Linked DNA regions of Mus musculus: region 2 is linked to region 1. The links are chromatin loops, found by intact Hi-C in ENCODE. Cell type or tissue: gastrocnemius. All regions are shown on one strand.

Region 1 (8,000 bases):
GGCACCACCACCTGAAGTGTGTCACAGGCCCAATATGATCACTTAAAATCATGTCCCCATGTGCAGACTGTGTCCCACTGGGTCAGTTAGGGATAAGCCTAATGTCTGAAGGACTGGTGACCCAGCCATCCCAAAGGGGCCTGGAATGTTCCTCTCAGTACTCTGCTGCCAATGTCAACGCCAAGCTGGAGTTTCTCGTGGGCCCAGCTGCCCTTGACTGGTTAGAACCAGGTAACAGATCTGGCCAACGTCCCAGAGTTGAGTGAGATATACCACCTCCCACTGCGCATGGAATGCCTGCTGGCATTCCCAGCATCCTCTTCTCCTCCTGTAGTGACTTCAGTGCCATCTACATGGTTCAGAAGAGCAGCCATAGACATACCAGGGTTACCATCCGAAGCACCACAAAAAGCAGAAATGAGCAGACAAGCAAGCAGGGAATCTAAGGTGCAAGGGAGTTCTCTGTCACTCAGCCTAACAGAACACAGAGGCCATCATTCTGATTTTTCACAGACAAGGAATGGGCACAGAAACATGATGGGACACTAACTGCAGATCCAGAGCCTCTTCCTGTTATAGCCTGTTGTGATTTCCTAAGATTATCCCCCTCCTGTAAGCAACTAGGTCTCCAAGCTTCTTAACCCACCTGTCCCCGAGATGGCCGAATGGTATATGCAAGACAAAAAGAGCAAGAACGGTCAAAAGTGTGTGTGTGTGTGTGTGTGTGTACACCTGTATGTGTGTATGCATGCGTATATGAATGTGTGTGTGCGTGCTTGTGTGTATGTGTGCGTGTGTGTATGTGTGAATGTGTGTGTGTGTTGTGTGTGTGTGTGTCAAGTGGGTGGCCCAATTTCAAAGATCCTTATTGGGGTTCTGGGGTTCAGGAGAAGCACAACACAATGGCTGAGCGCACAGGATGAAGAGCCAACATGAGCTAACCTCAAACCCAAACCCCACTGCTGACTCCACTATCTCAGAGCCTTATTTTCCTATCTATAAAATGGGAACAATAACTAAAGCCCCCAGAGACCAGAGATGAGGACAGAGAGTAGTCCAGCCCTGACTCATGGGAACAGTCTCACATTTCTATACCATCACATGCAAGATGGACTAGAACCATAGCCTTCCTGGGGAAGAGGCTGGTGCAGTCTGAACTGCCCCCTCCCAAGCAGTTTGAGGAAGCTGCCCCAGCCCATACAGTGGGCATAGTCCCACTTCACAGACCTCAGAGCTGGCCCAGCCCACATCCACAGAGGGTATCTGGATCGGCTGGGGAAATGCAGCCCTCAGATCCCGAGAGCATTTATCTGAAAGTCCCAAGGGCTTTAGAGGCATGCTTAGCCCCTGGTCCTAGAACCCAGTGGACTCATCCCAGGGCTGGGGTGGTTTTGGAAGCTGTTTATCGGGCCAGCTTCTCATTGGCACCCGCAGGCTTGGTACTCAATTTGGATGGAATGCAGATCGGAGAGGAAAGGAAGAACTGGTAGATAATGGCGGAGAGACTAGACATAACACTGGCTATCCTGCAACGGGGACAGGGCTGCCCACTGAGGTAGTAAAATAAGAAAACAACCAGAAGACCAACTTATTGACAATATTCCACCCCTAAACACTGGGAAGATAACAGTCTGTGCTGTGCGTCAGATACTGCGCCGAGTGTTTTATTAGGATGATCTCACTGTGGGGCCACTGCAGGCTGAAGGGAGAGATTGCTAATTCCATTTTATAGAACTTGGAAGGCACTGGAAGGTGAGTGACCTAAGGTCACATAATTGGCAAGCAGGTAGACAGAACTTAAACCCAGGTGCTCTAATCACCATGGGGTGATTTTTCTAAACAGAGAGCCTGAGGCTCAGAAAAGGGCAGTGACTTAGCTGAAGTCACACAGCCTCATCTATGGCAGATCAAGCCTTCTAATTCTAGGTTCCCTGGGTTTTCTACTCTATCTTACTCCACCACAGCTCTCACGAGCCTGTTTCTTCTTATGCCCAACCCAGAAGTCTAGGATAGGAGCCAGGGTCCTTCTGATAGCCTACGTCAGCTGCAGACCCGGGTTTCACCATCACATTCCGTCTTTCTTTGTAAAAATAAAAACCAAAATCCTTGTGATCTGCCTCACTCCATCACATGGAGCACCGGCACTCGATGCCAGCCCTAGTGGCAGGAGGCACCCAAGCTGGCATGTTTGCCTGAGAACATTGGGTTGCAGGGATGCTCAGCAGCTGCCATCATCTGTTCTCTGGGGCCAAGTGCTGGGTGCTGCACTCTCTCTATGGAGTCCCAGCTGAGTTCAGACAACCAACCGTTCCTGATTCCCCTTTTCAGTGGTTGATGAAATGGGCCAGAAGAGCACCTCTCTCAACAGGGAGGGGTTGCTAAAATGTGTGGTCCAGCCGCAGGCCCTGGCTCTGCCCAGGGAATGGGGGTTAGATAGGCATCCAGACAAAGATGCCTGCACCAGCTGCTGTGACACTCCTAGCAGAGATGGGTCACACTCCCTTCTCTCTACCCCAACCTGCTGGATTGAGTGTGAGTCCACTGGGTTCTAGTACCAGAGGCTAAGCAAGGGGAGGCCAGGCACCCTGGTGAAGAACCAGCATTCTGTTCAGCTAGACCAGAGGCAACATCCAGCTTGGTTGTCCAGAATCCCAAAAGGCTTCCCTGGATTTAAGTCACAAGACCCCTCTATCCCCAGAGCTGTTTACAGAGAGGGAAGAGGGGCCACTGAGAAAGTGGTTCATCTAAGGCCTCCATGAGAAGCTAACTGGTTGGATTTCAAATCTGCCCTTTCTCCTCTACCAGCCCCTTCCCACAAACCCCCCTAATATCTTGACTCCAAACCCAACCAGTCCCAAGTCCAAAGCACTAAAATGTCACTTAGATGGTAGGGGACTATTTCCAGCCTGGTGTGGAAGTTACCAGAAAACTGGGGGAGGGGTCCTTTCTGGATTCAGATCAGTCTGTCCTAGGTGCAAGTCCAGAGGTTTGTTTCCTCAAAGCTCCCTGGAGATTCAGTGATTGACTGGCATCTTGGTCTTGGGGACAGAGAGACAAAGAAATGAGCCTGGGCTTGGACTACTGAGAAGTCAGAAACTGGGGAATCTACCTGGAGTCCAAGAGACAGGACCAGAGGCAGGAGCAACTTTGGAAGGTGGAGAACCTCTATGTTGTCTTCAGTGTGAGGGCTGGGGTGAGTAAGGAGTAAAGAGAAGAGACAGCACCCAGAATCTGCAGGCCTTCGGGTTGGGAACATGCTAATACCCACGTTCCAGGGGTGGGCGGGGCTCTCCAACTAGGCTACACACACACACACACACACACACACACACACACACACACTGAGAGCCATTAAAACTAAAACAAACAACACTCTTCTTTTGTTTTCTGGCATGTCTTAAAGACAAACCCAGTGACAAGGGTCCCCACCCTTTCCTTTGCCTCTCTGCGTTGGCTCTGCCATTCCAAACAGAAGCCAGGCAGATAGGATGATCTGTCTGATGGAAACTTTGTCCTGGATGGGGGTACTAGCTGTATCCAATAAACACATGTGGTTTCTACCCAGGCTGAAGGCAGGACCCCATCTGTATCTTGGGGACCCATTCCCAACACCTGTGTGTGTGTGTGTGTGTGTGTGTGTGTGTGTGTGTGGTGGGGTATATGGAATAGCTTGGATGGTGAGCACGAATTCCTAGCAAGGGCACATGAAAACTTCAGTCGGTGTGAAGCTACGGTCTCTGTGAGCTTATCTGTACTCTCTTGGGGGAACAGAGAGAAGTTTAGTGAGAAGAGAAGGCACCAATTCCCTCCAAAGTCCCCTCCATAAGAACAGCCTTTCACACAACAAAGATGACCCTTTCCACCCACACAATACAGGAGTCTAAGAGTACAGGAAGGAAGAAAGTGCGTTTTCACCAGCATGTGGGACGTGATCATAGAGATGCATGTGGGACCTCAGGCCCAGGACATGGAGTGCTCTCGGTAATGGGTGAGGAGTGTATCCCTTTTGATGAAACTATAGAAATTCCTATGCCCCCAATCTACCTATGCCCAGAGAGAGGACAAATCCTGCCCACCACGCCCAGAGATCTGACCAGGACCAGGACAAAAGATGCCACTTTTACAAAAATGGCTGGGTTTCAGTAACTTCAAGTAAATCCAACTAATGTTCTATCCTATTGTCTCCATGCAGGCTTGCTGTTCATGTAAACTTTCTTTTGTTTTTCTGGGTGTAAATTGTTCACTCATCCTTGCCAGCAGCCCACCTCATGACACTGATCCGTCTGATCGTTGCACATCAGTCTCACAGTGGGTGCACCTCCGTCCGATTCTCTGGGACAAGGTGGGGAGCTCCTCCAAACAGACCCCACGCGCATTGCCTTGGTCCATCTGCGGTTCCATGAGCTCAGAAACTCAGAGAAGCTCCTAGGCTGGTCTGGGAAGCCGATCTGGCCAGGGAAGGGCGCCCCCTGGCGAGACAACTCTCCCAGCGCAAGCAGGACCCGGAGCCCGCGCGCGCCCACCTCGGCCAGCCACGCTAAGGAACCCACGGCCACCACACCCCACATCCGGCCGCAAGGAGCTCCGGACCCGCCCGGGAACCTCCTAGGTCTCCACATCCACGGAGCTGGACATCTTCCCGCGCAAGGAATGATAACTCGGGTGCGAGAGCAAAATCTAGGAGCGTTCTCCAGGCCCTGCTACCAGGGTCCCACGAAGGCGAAGAGCGCTCGGTGCCCCAGCCCGATCGGCTGTCCGCCGCGCCCAAGCCCGGCTCCGTGTCCCCCGTTGTGACCTGCTTGTGTGCAGGGTCACTTGGGCTCACCCCTTCACTCTCGGTACAGCCCCGGCCAACACACCGGCTCTGGGAGTCCCACCTGCCGCCTTACTGTCGCCTGAGCCCCCGAGATCGCTGGGCGCAGAATGGCTGCACCTGACCTGGGCGAAGTCGCGACCCGAGCATGCTCCGGGTCACTCAGTGCGGCGCTGTCCCCGCCCCCAGGGGAGTCGCTTCAGAACTTGGTGGCCGCTTACCCGAGCGTCCTGGGACCCGCACTGATCTGGGATCTCCCCCGAAGCGCGCGGTATCCCGGGGCCAGTACGCACAGAGGGGCTCAGTGATTGAATCCTACCTGGCAGAGGCTCGGCCGCGGGGTAAAGTTTCCCCAGGCGCAGAGTGCGCTCGCAACTTGCGGGGCACCGGTAGTCCTGCGCCGCGGCGCTGGGCTAGGCGTCAAAGCGACAAGGAGCGGCGACGCCCGCTGGGGGCCAGGGCCGGGCGGCCTGGCGTGGCTGGGCTTCGGAATCGCACAGCGTTGCGTCCGCCTGCAGCTTGCAGCCCCTGAGACGCCGGCGGCAGCTGCAGCGGCTCACCCGCCACCGCCGCCGGCCACACCTCCCGCCACCCTCCGGCCCGCCCTCCCGCTCCCTCCGCCCCAGCCTCCGCCCCTCCGTCTCCTGTCGCCACTACTGCCGCCGCGGTGCTGGCGCGTCTCCGGGGCGGACACGGCTCTCATGGTCCACGGCCGCTCTCTCACCGGGTCCTAGAGCGTGGTTTCTGGAACTGTGCTCTCCCGATGTCCTCTGCACTCCTAGCCTCAATGTCTGAATTTAGGAGATTGCTGGAGAAGGGTGAAGGTAGCACGCTAGACTGGGACATTTATTCCCTGGAAGCTTTCTCGCTGTTATCACACCGTGTGTGGGACTGCAGGGCTGGGGTGTGGGATTCTCCATTGCGATGTCGCGTCTTGGTTTCCCACTTACTGCCAGGGAAGTACCAGATAGAAACCTGTGCAGCAAGCTCTATTAGGGTTCATTGTTGGTGCCTCCCAACCCCATCCGCTGTAAACTATAGCACTGCTAAGGACCAGACCAGTGAGAGGCTCTCACTTCATCCTCTCCTCCACTGGGGTTCACTAAGACAGCTAACCTATGCTATACAGAACCCATATAAAATTCACAAGCAGGCACTCAAGAGCCACAACCTAAGAAAGACTGTCATGAGAAGGCTCAAATCGTTGGCAGCAATTATCAGTGTCTCAGCTTTGAAAAGTCCTGTGAGGCCACACACACACAAATCAAACTACACTCTACAGGAGACCACTTGGCCCACTGATCTCACCCAGGACAGACACTCTTTGACTTCAGTGTGGAACTTGGTGAAGTCAGGATGCTAGACAGAGCTTTGAAGGGTAAACAGAAAACCAGACTTGGTATTTTCAAGCCCACAGTCCAAGAAGTAAAATGTCTAAGGTCTCAGGGCTGTTCCTTTGAACCACTTCACAGAGAGAGGCCAAGAAGGGGATTTGACAGAGGGGCATGCAGTTTCGAGAACAGTGGACCAATGGCGTAGGTGTGGAAGTCTGTCAATATATAGATACCTCTTCAGCTTCCCAAACAGAGTGTGTGTGTGTGGGGGGGGGGGGTGGGGCACGGAACCCTCTGGCTGAGAACCCTCACAGGCCCTTAACTCAAGGCTGCTGCTGTAAAAGACTGCTGCATGGGCCTCCTGGGAACCAAGAGGGGCATCCCAGAAACTTAAGCAGAATCAAGCTGTGAGGGAAAAGGCCCAGGCTTGGCAGACAGGAGGGGCCTTTAAAGATTAAGTTTTGACAAAAGCAGGCACAGTGTAGTTTAGGGGAGACAGCACAAGCTGGGGGCCAGCAAGATGGCTCCCTGCTAACAGGTACTTGCCACCAGCCCTGACTCCTGAATTCCACCCCAGAACCAACTAAGTAGATGGAAAGAAGATTGGGCCGGCTGTACATCTCACGTCCAGTTAGGACAGTGGATCTAACTCCAGGCCTCCGTTTCCTTCTGCCTCCTTGAGAACGTTAGTCTGACTGGGCCCAAGGATGACGGCTGCCTGCTTAAGTGCTTTCTTTAAATCAGCACTTATTTTATATTTTGTTTTACTTAAACGAGTTTGTTTTTAAACAGTGATATGTTCTACCACGGCCATAAATGGAAGAGCAGTGTCGGATTGCTATAAATAGAAGGATATCATAAAACAAATACAGTGCGAATAAAATGGTGTCATTAAACTCCAACAACGGATCTTCAGTCATAATAAAAGAAAGTGTAACAAGATGCCGCTGGCTGCTTTGGCTAAGAAGGGCTGAGCATCGCAGGGCTCACTCCCACTTGGAGTCCAGTGAGCGCCAAAAAGGTCACTAAAGACACATTAGCAACCAGCGTGGGACACCGCACACCAGGAAACATGATACCTGTATAGCAGAGACAGAAAAGTGCCTTTTTTCTCCCCCAAAATGGGGACCCTGGAAGTTTAGTCCCATGAGACATAAGACCACATTTTGATGCTGGGAGAGCTAGTCTCCTATTCATAGAACAATCTTAGTCTTAGTGTTTCCACATGCAAAGTTGAGCAAACAACCTGTAGGGTCCCTTCAACTGTTCTGTCGGGAAACCAAGAAAGTTCCCCAAATGGTGGCTTATCATGAGGTTTCAGGCAGGCAATGAAGTATTCCAAGGGGATGGAGTGGGGAGGGGAGAAAGACAGCCCAGGGGTGAAATGGAAGGGCCAGCTAGCTCTGACCAAGGAGATGCCAGGTTAGCACAGACCCAGAAGCCGCCAGGTTCAGAAGGCCCAGGATTCCTCATTTGCCCACTCCAAAGAAACCCCATGGGGATTCATCGTAGTCCAGCTACTTCATTGTCTTCATGGGGATGCTGAGAAAGATTGGTGGGGTTGACAGATGAGCATGGCAATAACATGGGGCCTCCTGACTCCTGGGTCAAGACCTCCCAACTCCCTGCATAGGGAGGGGTTTGATAGTTAATACCGTCAATTTGACAGAATCTAGACTCATCTAGAAGCTGGATCTCTATTATGTCTTTGAGGGAGTTTCTGAATTGGGTTAATGAAAGTGGGAGATCCTGGGCAGCACCATTGCATTGGCGGGGGTCCCCGACTGAGTAAGAAGAAAGCACCCACATCTCATCTCTCAGAGCCTCGATGGCGTGTGAATGTGGCCAGCTGT
Region 2 (8,000 bases), 110 kb before region 1:
CACGTGTGTGTGCACATGTGTGCACATTCATGTGTGACTGTGCACGTGTGTGCACATATGTTCATATTCATTTGTGTGACTGTGCACGTGTGTGCACATGTGTGCATATTCATGTGTGTGACTGTGCACGTGTGTGCGTGTGGAGGCCAGAAGTCAATCCCACGTGTTGTTCCCCAGGAGCCACACACACTGTTTTTTGAGACAGTGTTGGGTTAGGCAAAGCCTCAGGGGTGTCCCTCAGAGCTGGAGTAATGAACAAGTGCCACCACACCTGGCTTTTTATGTAGGTTCTGGGTACTGAACTTGGGTTGTAAATGAACCATCTTCCTAGTCTGTCTAGCATATCCTTTGCCAGAGGCTGTCCCATCTCAGGGTCTGGCTGAAATGTCTACTGTGATGGGAATGGGGGTGGGGACTCAGGAGTTGGGCAGTCAGTGCCAGGTCTTCCAGGAGACCTACTGGTCAGGCACTTCTGCCTGTGGATATTCAGCCTTCTGTGGCTATTTCAGGGAGAAGGCTAGCCTTGTCATCAGCAGAGGCTAGAGACCCAGGGGAGGGGCTGGAGAGAGGCAGGAGGCACTTACAAAAACGAAGAAATTGAAAACAAACATCAGATACTTCATGCAGCTCAGACAGTCGCCCTCCATGGTTCTTCACCTAGAAAACACAAGGCCATTCAATCCTTCTGGAGACACTCAGGTGGAGCCCAGCCCCAGCCCCCAGGAGACCTAGTAACCATCCTCTTTTAAGATCTGCAACTGGGTGAGACCAGATGGAGCTTTAAGCTGGGGCCCTAACTCTCATCCTCTAGTTCCCTGGCTCTGATCTGTCACCCTCCTCTGAGGTGCATGCCACACACCACACAGACACATTACACACTTCATATACCACACACACACACACACACACACACACACACACACACACCTAGAAAGAGACAGTCTCTGGAATGTCAGGCCCTCTGTGATACTCACTCCACCAAGCCCACAGGACGTGAGGAACAGCTATAATGAAGGCTGCGAGGACAGACCAGTCCTACCACCCTCAGGATCTCCGTGGACTTTGTTTTAGGGTCTAGACCCCAAATTCCTTGGAAATGCTAGGCTCTCTGGGGACTTGCAGAGATGAGGATTAAAAAGCCTAACCCTTGGAGGGTCCGTCCCTCCATATTTGGCTAGAGGCTCCATCCTGCGATGCTTGCTGAACACCAGGGACCTCACTGCAGCAACTCAGGTTTGTAGAAGGATGGGGATTTCCACTGGGAAGCATAGCTGTAGTCAGTTGTTCTCTGATCGGATTCCCTAAGGCCAGCCAAACCCTAATTATCTTCAGTATCTCCCACACCCCGACACAGTCCAGAACTCAGCCCTCTATCTCCAGCTGGCTTAGGGGCCAGTGTTTTGAACTGGGAGAAGAAAAGTCCCCCGAGGAGGAGACCCTGTTTTTCAGATTGCTGCAGAGTTCTCTGGTCTGCATGACTGCAGAACAAACCCCATGAGAATGATGGATGTTTGACAAAGACAGGATTACATAGATAAAGTCCTTTAGTCTTGGCCCGGAAGGATGGGAGCAAGGCCAGCGTCCAGGGCCAATGTGATCTGGTGTGAAGCCAGGCCTCTCACTGTGGGTGTGGGGCAGGGGAAGGGCAGTGGCGAGCAGGCTGGAAGTTGCTTCCACATGGCCCTTCTACAAGACAACCCAGGGATACGGGAGTGACAGTGTTGTCCAGGGCTTGGATATTTATCCCAGAGATCCCTCACCCAAGCCCAGGAGGGTCCTATGCTTATAGATGCATGCCATCCAAATTACTGCTTTAGGTAGAATAAAACCTTGAGGCTTTGAGGGGTGCTTCTGTCAAACACAACTAACAATTCTAAGCTTAGAATTGGCCTGGGATACTTCACGTCACTAGCACATCTTATGGAAGTCGTCATTCGTTTTGAAGAGTTGAGAAGTACTAATGTGGCCAGTGACCATGCCATGTAGGCAGCCAGTGATGGGTCCTACCTGGGGCAGCACAGCATTGTGTAGGCACCACCCACTATAGAGGTTGTGTGGCTACTCAGAAGCACCAAGCCATGACCAGTGTCACCGAGACACTTTCAGTGTCCGGGACAGACCAACACAGTGGCACCAGTTAACACAACTTCATGAATGAATGAATGAATGAATGAATGAATGAATGCATGCATGCATGGTGGGAAAGAGACAAAAAGGCAAGAGTAAGCAACCCAGAAACGGGGACCCGTACTCAAGAAAGAAACAGGTGGGGACAGATGATAGAGAGTGAGCAAGGGGGACCGCAAGGAAAGACACATAGATTGGACAGAGTCACAGTGGGGTACAGTGTAAGGGGACAGAAGTCTTACCTGGGCAGCTCTTCAGGAGTCAACAGGATGCAATCTCTTAGTTAGAGGGTCTCAGGTATGTCTCTCAGCAGCCCAGCTTGTCCTGGAAGAGAAAGTTCACCATGACAGGCTGTTGGGCATCGGGACACAATGAGTGCATTGCTCCTGATGTGCACCCAGGCAACGGCTCACTAACTGACCCGTGGCACTAAGGAAAAGCTGCAGAGACTTTGTGCCATGTTACCTGGGGAGGGCTACACTGGTTATCTCCTGACCACACAGCAGCCCCCTGTACTCTGCTGACCGCACAGGAGCTGTGTCTTCATCAATATCTGAACTGATATTAGACTAAGAGGAGGTGGCAGGTTTGGGTGGCCACCCATCTGATGCCATCTGGGAACCTGCTAGGATGTCTCTGCATCAGGGCCATGCCACCACATCCTACCCCCTGACACAGGCTCCCCTTAGGGAGGATTTGATGCAGGGAGTCTTTCTTGTTTTGGTTTTGTTTTGTTTTGTGGTTTTGGTTTTGGTTTTTTGTCTTTTTCAAGACAGGTTTCTCTGTGTAGTCTTGGCTGTCCTGGAACTCACTCTGTAGACCAGACTGGCCTCGAACTCAGAAATCCACCTGCCTCTGCCTCCCAAGTGCTGGGATTAAAGGCGTGTGCCACCACTGCCCAGCATGCTTTTCTTGGTTTTAAAGCATTAAGATTTGCTATAAAGTTCATCGAGAGAGCCAGATCCCAACAGCGCCAAGGAAACTGGGCTTATTCTGTGGAGACTTGTGTTAATCACACCTGTGAGGAGTTCTACAGTCCAGATCTCATTACAGGCTGTGTTGGACAACAGACCCAGGAGAAGATCGGTACTTCCCCTATGGAGCTGGGATCAAGAGTCCTTCCCAAGAGGATTTCCAGGGCTCAAAAGACCTGTTCAGATGCTCTGACTTGGGATCAGTGAGAAATATTATGGGTGACAGAGTCTCCCTCTTCCTATCACAATTTCTCTCACTCTTCCACCAATCCACCGATTCATAGGATTCATCTGCCCATCCATCCATCTATACATCCATCAATCCACCTATCCATCCATCCATCTATCCATCCACCCACCCGTCCGTCCATACATCCACCCATCCATCCACTTGCCTACCATCCTACCTGACCTGACTGGTAAGGATTCCCTAAAAATTGGTCCTGGTGGTGTTCAGGTCTTTGTACTTCTGCCTTGGCGGGACTCAAAAGGGAAGAACTTCAGAAAGGGCAGAGAGGGGGCTTCCAGGTCTGACAAGCCTAAAAGCTTTAGACAGAACTTCACCAGAGATCACTAACTGGACAAGATGAAGCCACCTGACTTGTCACAGCTCTGGGGCCATTCTGGGAGCTGTGGTTCTGTGGCTAATCCATGCTTAGCCATGGGGTTTAGGGAAACGGGGTTGGGTCATGGTTTCCCAAGCCCTCCTCTTCCCCTGCCTGATCCCTGCCCTGGTCCAGCACTGTCACACATGTCTACCAACCCAGGCCATGGCCCTAATTGAGTTCTGTATCATTTTGTCTGAATACAGGGTAGGGAATGAAGGTTACACGGGAGTCAACCCAGTGTCCAGGAGGAGCGGGTGGCTAGCTGTTACTTCCTCACCAAGGAGCCTCCACTACATGTGTGCTGTCTGCTGGCACACAGACCATCTTTGAGGTCACCCCACTCCTATTGTCCCCACTCTCCTTTCCTTCTGTCCTGGAAATCCTGTCCCACAATCCAACTTTCATCTGCCTAGAAAATGTGGCTCCATTCATTTCAGAGCCTGGGACAGCCCCTGCCTTCCTTTGAGACCTTGGGAAAATCACTCGGAGAACTGAAATGATCAGTTTTGAAACCAAAGGTGGCTGAAAGAATCCATAGTGCCAGAGGGGACACATAGAGGGCTGAGGAACTGTGGTCCTCAGTGTCATTATACACCATGAGTAAAGGGATGCCGACCCAGATCCCTGGTATCCGGAGTGGAGGAGGGTGTGGGGAGGACCACAGATGCAGTGCATGGTTGGCATCGGTACAACCAGAAGCATGTAATTTAACTGAAAAAAAAAAAAAAAAAACAGAGCTCCTGGAAAGACGGTACCCATGGGACACAGAGGCAGAGGCAGCTCCTGAGAGAGGAAGAACCATGCCTTAGTGGCCAACATCTCTGACCTGAGCTAAGTAGCTGAGCACAGAGCCTGGGAACGCTGCTCAAACCCTCCCCTGAGCCAGCTGGAGACTGTAGGGGCAGGACCTGGCCCTGCCGTTCCCTGACAGATGGGAGCCCCTAGGCCCAGAGAGGGCAGGGATGGGGCCGAGGTTCTGCAGTGTCCTGGGGCTTTCCGCAGCAGGCTCCCGCCTGGGCCAGACAGCTTTATTAATCTTGTCCCTCTCCTGGCCCCACATGGCTGCTCAGCCCATCTGCAGGGATGTGGGGCTAGGAGGGGTGCTCTGAGAAAGAAGAATAGCTAGGTTCATAAATCACTCCTTCTGCCTTCAGTACCCCCAGAGCACCTCTGAGGCGGCACAGCCAGGCCCAGCTTGTCTTGTGCAAACCGGTGCCAGCAGAGGGCGCTGTGGTCCTGGGTGGAGCCGCTGCTGGGTCCCGGTGCAACTAGTGTTTGGATTCTACTCCCACAAGCTGAGGATGGTTGTCTCCTGTCTCCTCTCCTCTGGGGGAGCCCGCACCTCTCACCTGGAACCTGAAGATTCTCAGCTCCAACTCCCTCCCCCCCACCCCCACCCCGCCGCCCGTGGTCGTTGCCAGGATGGGAGAGGCTGATTAGCTGCAAACATTCACAGTACATTCATTTCCTTGTCACTCTTCTCCCAGCATCTACAGAACCAGCCCTGGGTTTGGTCCAGTGGAGGCCAGCGGCCGTGCTTTCCTTCCGCTGCCACCATCACTGGACTCTAGTGGAGACCACTAACCCAATCCCCAGAGAGCAGTATTGACAGCCACATCCTCAGAGTGCCTGGGCATGCCAGACAAGACCCAGAATAAAGTGCACCAGCAGGCCTGGAGGTCTTGCGGGGGGGGGGGGGGGAGGGTGGACTTACGGTTTTTTTATGGTGACCTGCTGATGATGCCAGTGCCTGTAAGCTCACTTGATCCTCCCAAAAGCTCAGGAAAGTTCATGATGTTAATCACTATCCTGGGTGAAATGAAGCCCCAAAGGCTGGAAGTGGTTAGAAAGTCCCAGAAATGGATAAAACGATACCCAGCCAAGATGGGCACTTAAACCAGCACTAACATGGAAGGCACTTGTGAGCACAGCAACCGGTTGGGGCCATCCAGTTCTGGCTGGGAGAGGGGGGCTCTTTGGCTCACTGGCTGTGCCTCTGGGCCTCGTCCCAAGACAGACGGGCTGGGCTCATAAACAAGCAATTGGCTTGAAATCCTGGGGAGTCTGCCCATGGCACAGGGCAGGCTCAGTGAAAGGGGGGTGGGGGTGGGTGGAAGCCTAATTAGGCTCCAGAGAAGCAGGGCCTGAGGGGAGGGCCACTGTAGTGAAACTGAATTCAAAGGACAGCCTTCCCTGCCGGGTGATCACTGAGCCATGAATATCCAGGGCTGCAGGGCAAGGCAGCATCTGGGAGGCCCCATTACAAGTCTGTGAGCCTAGGGTCTCTAGCTCTGCCTCGGCCCCCTGTTGCATTCAGACACTTCCCAGGGCTCCTCCCACCAGAGCATTCTCAAAGACACAACATGGTGGGGACTGTCTCTAACTCCTCATTTCACGAGCTGCACACAGGTCCAGAACCACTAGCTCCAACAGCCCGTACTACTAGACCCTTTACCCTGTGTCCTTCTCAGAATGTTCTTTGCCTTCGGTTGACTAGCAAAAAGCTCTTGGCACCCTGACCTCACTGGGTTGTCTACGCAGGGAGATGGCATTCCTGGGTCTCAGATGAAGACATGGTGTCATTAGACCAAACACACTACAGGTTGCAGGAGCTACTGAGACAAAAGTTCTTTCCCCCAGATCAAGTCCTCTAGCCACAGCCAGCTTGCTGAAGTAACTCCCTGTCACTCCCGGTGCTGGGGTGCATTTCAGCGGCAGAGGCCTTGGTCTCAGGCCTTGCTCAGCAGGCCTTCTGCTTCCTCTCACCCTCATCTGTGCTCCCTTTCTGTCTTTCATCTCTCTGAGCCTGAGTTGGAAACGAGACCCTTTGAAAGGCTTAGTGATCCATCCCAAAATACTCGGTGCTGTTGCTGGGGCAACCTGGCCTATCACAACAGCCAGGATTGAAATGGTGAATGGGTTCACGGGTATTAAGGGGGCCTGGGAACTGGGAGGGCAGGGGCACAGGTCTGACTGGGAGAGAGGGGGCATAGGAGACCCCAGGAATTCCTGATGAAGCTGTCTCCCAACCCCCACAGAAAAAGGATCCCCGTCATCATCGCTGTGATATGTCTGACAGGCTCAGATGGGTGACAGGGGGAAGTCAGACAGAGGGAGAGACAAGGAATGTGCTAGCTGAGAAAACATGGTGGGGTGGGCTAAGGGAGTGTCCTGAAGGAATTTCCCCATTTGCAGGTGGGAAACGAAAACTGCATTTCCCTGGACATGGCTCATCCGAGTCTCACCATAACCCCACAAAGCAGGTTTATCATCATCCCTTTCTGATAGCTGAGGAGCTGATCAGAGAGGTGAAGTAACTTGCCCAAAGCCACACAGCTACCAAGCAGCAGACTGCAAGCCAGTGCTCTCTACACAGCCTGTCAGAAGCCATGTCAGTGGTGCCAGCCAGTCACTCACAGCAGCAAACAGGAGACATGGTCACAGACCTAACAGGTCCCAGCTCCCTTTCACAGATGGGGAAATTGAGGCATCAATTAGCACTTCTCTAAACAGCCAATGAATGTCAAAGACCTTCTGAGCGGACAGCCTCATTCTCAGGCCTCTTCAGGTTCTTTCTGTTATCTAACCACATTCACACCTGCTTTAGCTCAATCATAGCCCAACCCTGCACCAATCTTTTTCCCTGACAACCCCTCATTTCATGCTCTCACTTGATTCTTAGGACAGCCAGGCAGGGAGAGGGGACCAGGTTAAGGAGCCCAGATTAGGTGGCACAGCTACACCCGGACTTGCTTGCTTTAGCCCAGGCACTTGGCCTTCAGTTTTCCTGCCACTGTGATATCTTAGTTCCTTCAGCCTGGGCCTATCACTGTTCTGTCGTCTTCACAGTCTGCCTCTCTCTGTATGGCGTTTCACTCCCTCGTACCTGGACTGCCGGGAAACTCAGATTCCAGGGCTGGGGATGATCTCTCCACAGCTGGCTTCCCACAGCCCAGGGCCAGGAAGCCTTAGTAGCAGAAGCAGAACTCAGGCCCCAGAGGGCTCACTGGATAGTAAATGCAGGAGGTCGGACCTGCAGTGCAGCGACATCTGTTCTCACGTGACCCAAGGGGCTCAGTGGGGAAAGGTGCCTGCCACCCGCCCATGCAAGCCTAACACCTGAGTTAGCTCCCTGGAAACCGCATCAAGGTAGAGAGAAGTAACTCCACAGCATTGCTCTCTAACTCCATATGATGGCTATGGCATGTACACCCCCAGCACAACATCATCATCACCATCATCATCACCATCATCACCATCACCATCACCATCATCAATAAAATAAATTTAA

Evidence for each region. A loop is a pair of places that touch in the nucleus more often than their neighbours do. Peaks named below come from ENCODE experiments on the same cell type or tissue, not always from the same donor. Only the 100,000 strongest peaks of a DNase experiment are listed, where the experiment ranks them.
Region 2: it touches region 1 in a loop (9-fold over the local background); 32 of 42 quality-filtered maps call a loop at or near these places.

The regions. Positions count from the first base shown.
Region 1 is chr2:93,329,140-93,337,139 of GRCm38, forward strand. It overlaps Tspan18 (tetraspanin 18), which reads right to left and starts at 5,348. Exons shown (of 10, transcript NM_183180.2): 1 at 5,133-5,348. In gastrocnemius, a CTCF peak has its summit at 4,481; DNase peaks (open chromatin) are centred at 2,184, 4,482, 4,993 and 5,402; H3K4me3 peaks cover 2,149 bases; H3K27ac peaks cover 2,049 bases.
Region 2 is chr2:93,222,128-93,230,127 of GRCm38, forward strand. Tspan18 (tetraspanin 18) reads right to left here. Exons shown (of 10, transcript NM_183180.2): 3 at 2,370-2,451; 4 at 585-657. The coding sequence starts at 647. All of the region lies in intron 1 of Gm32824 (a long non-coding RNA gene), which reads left to right. Among named protein-coding and RNA genes, the nearest start is that of Gm32824, 6.9 kb to the left of the region's middle. In gastrocnemius, a CTCF peak has its summit at 4,915 (motif pointing right); DNase peaks (open chromatin) are centred at 1,600, 4,678, 4,925, 5,257 and 2 more places.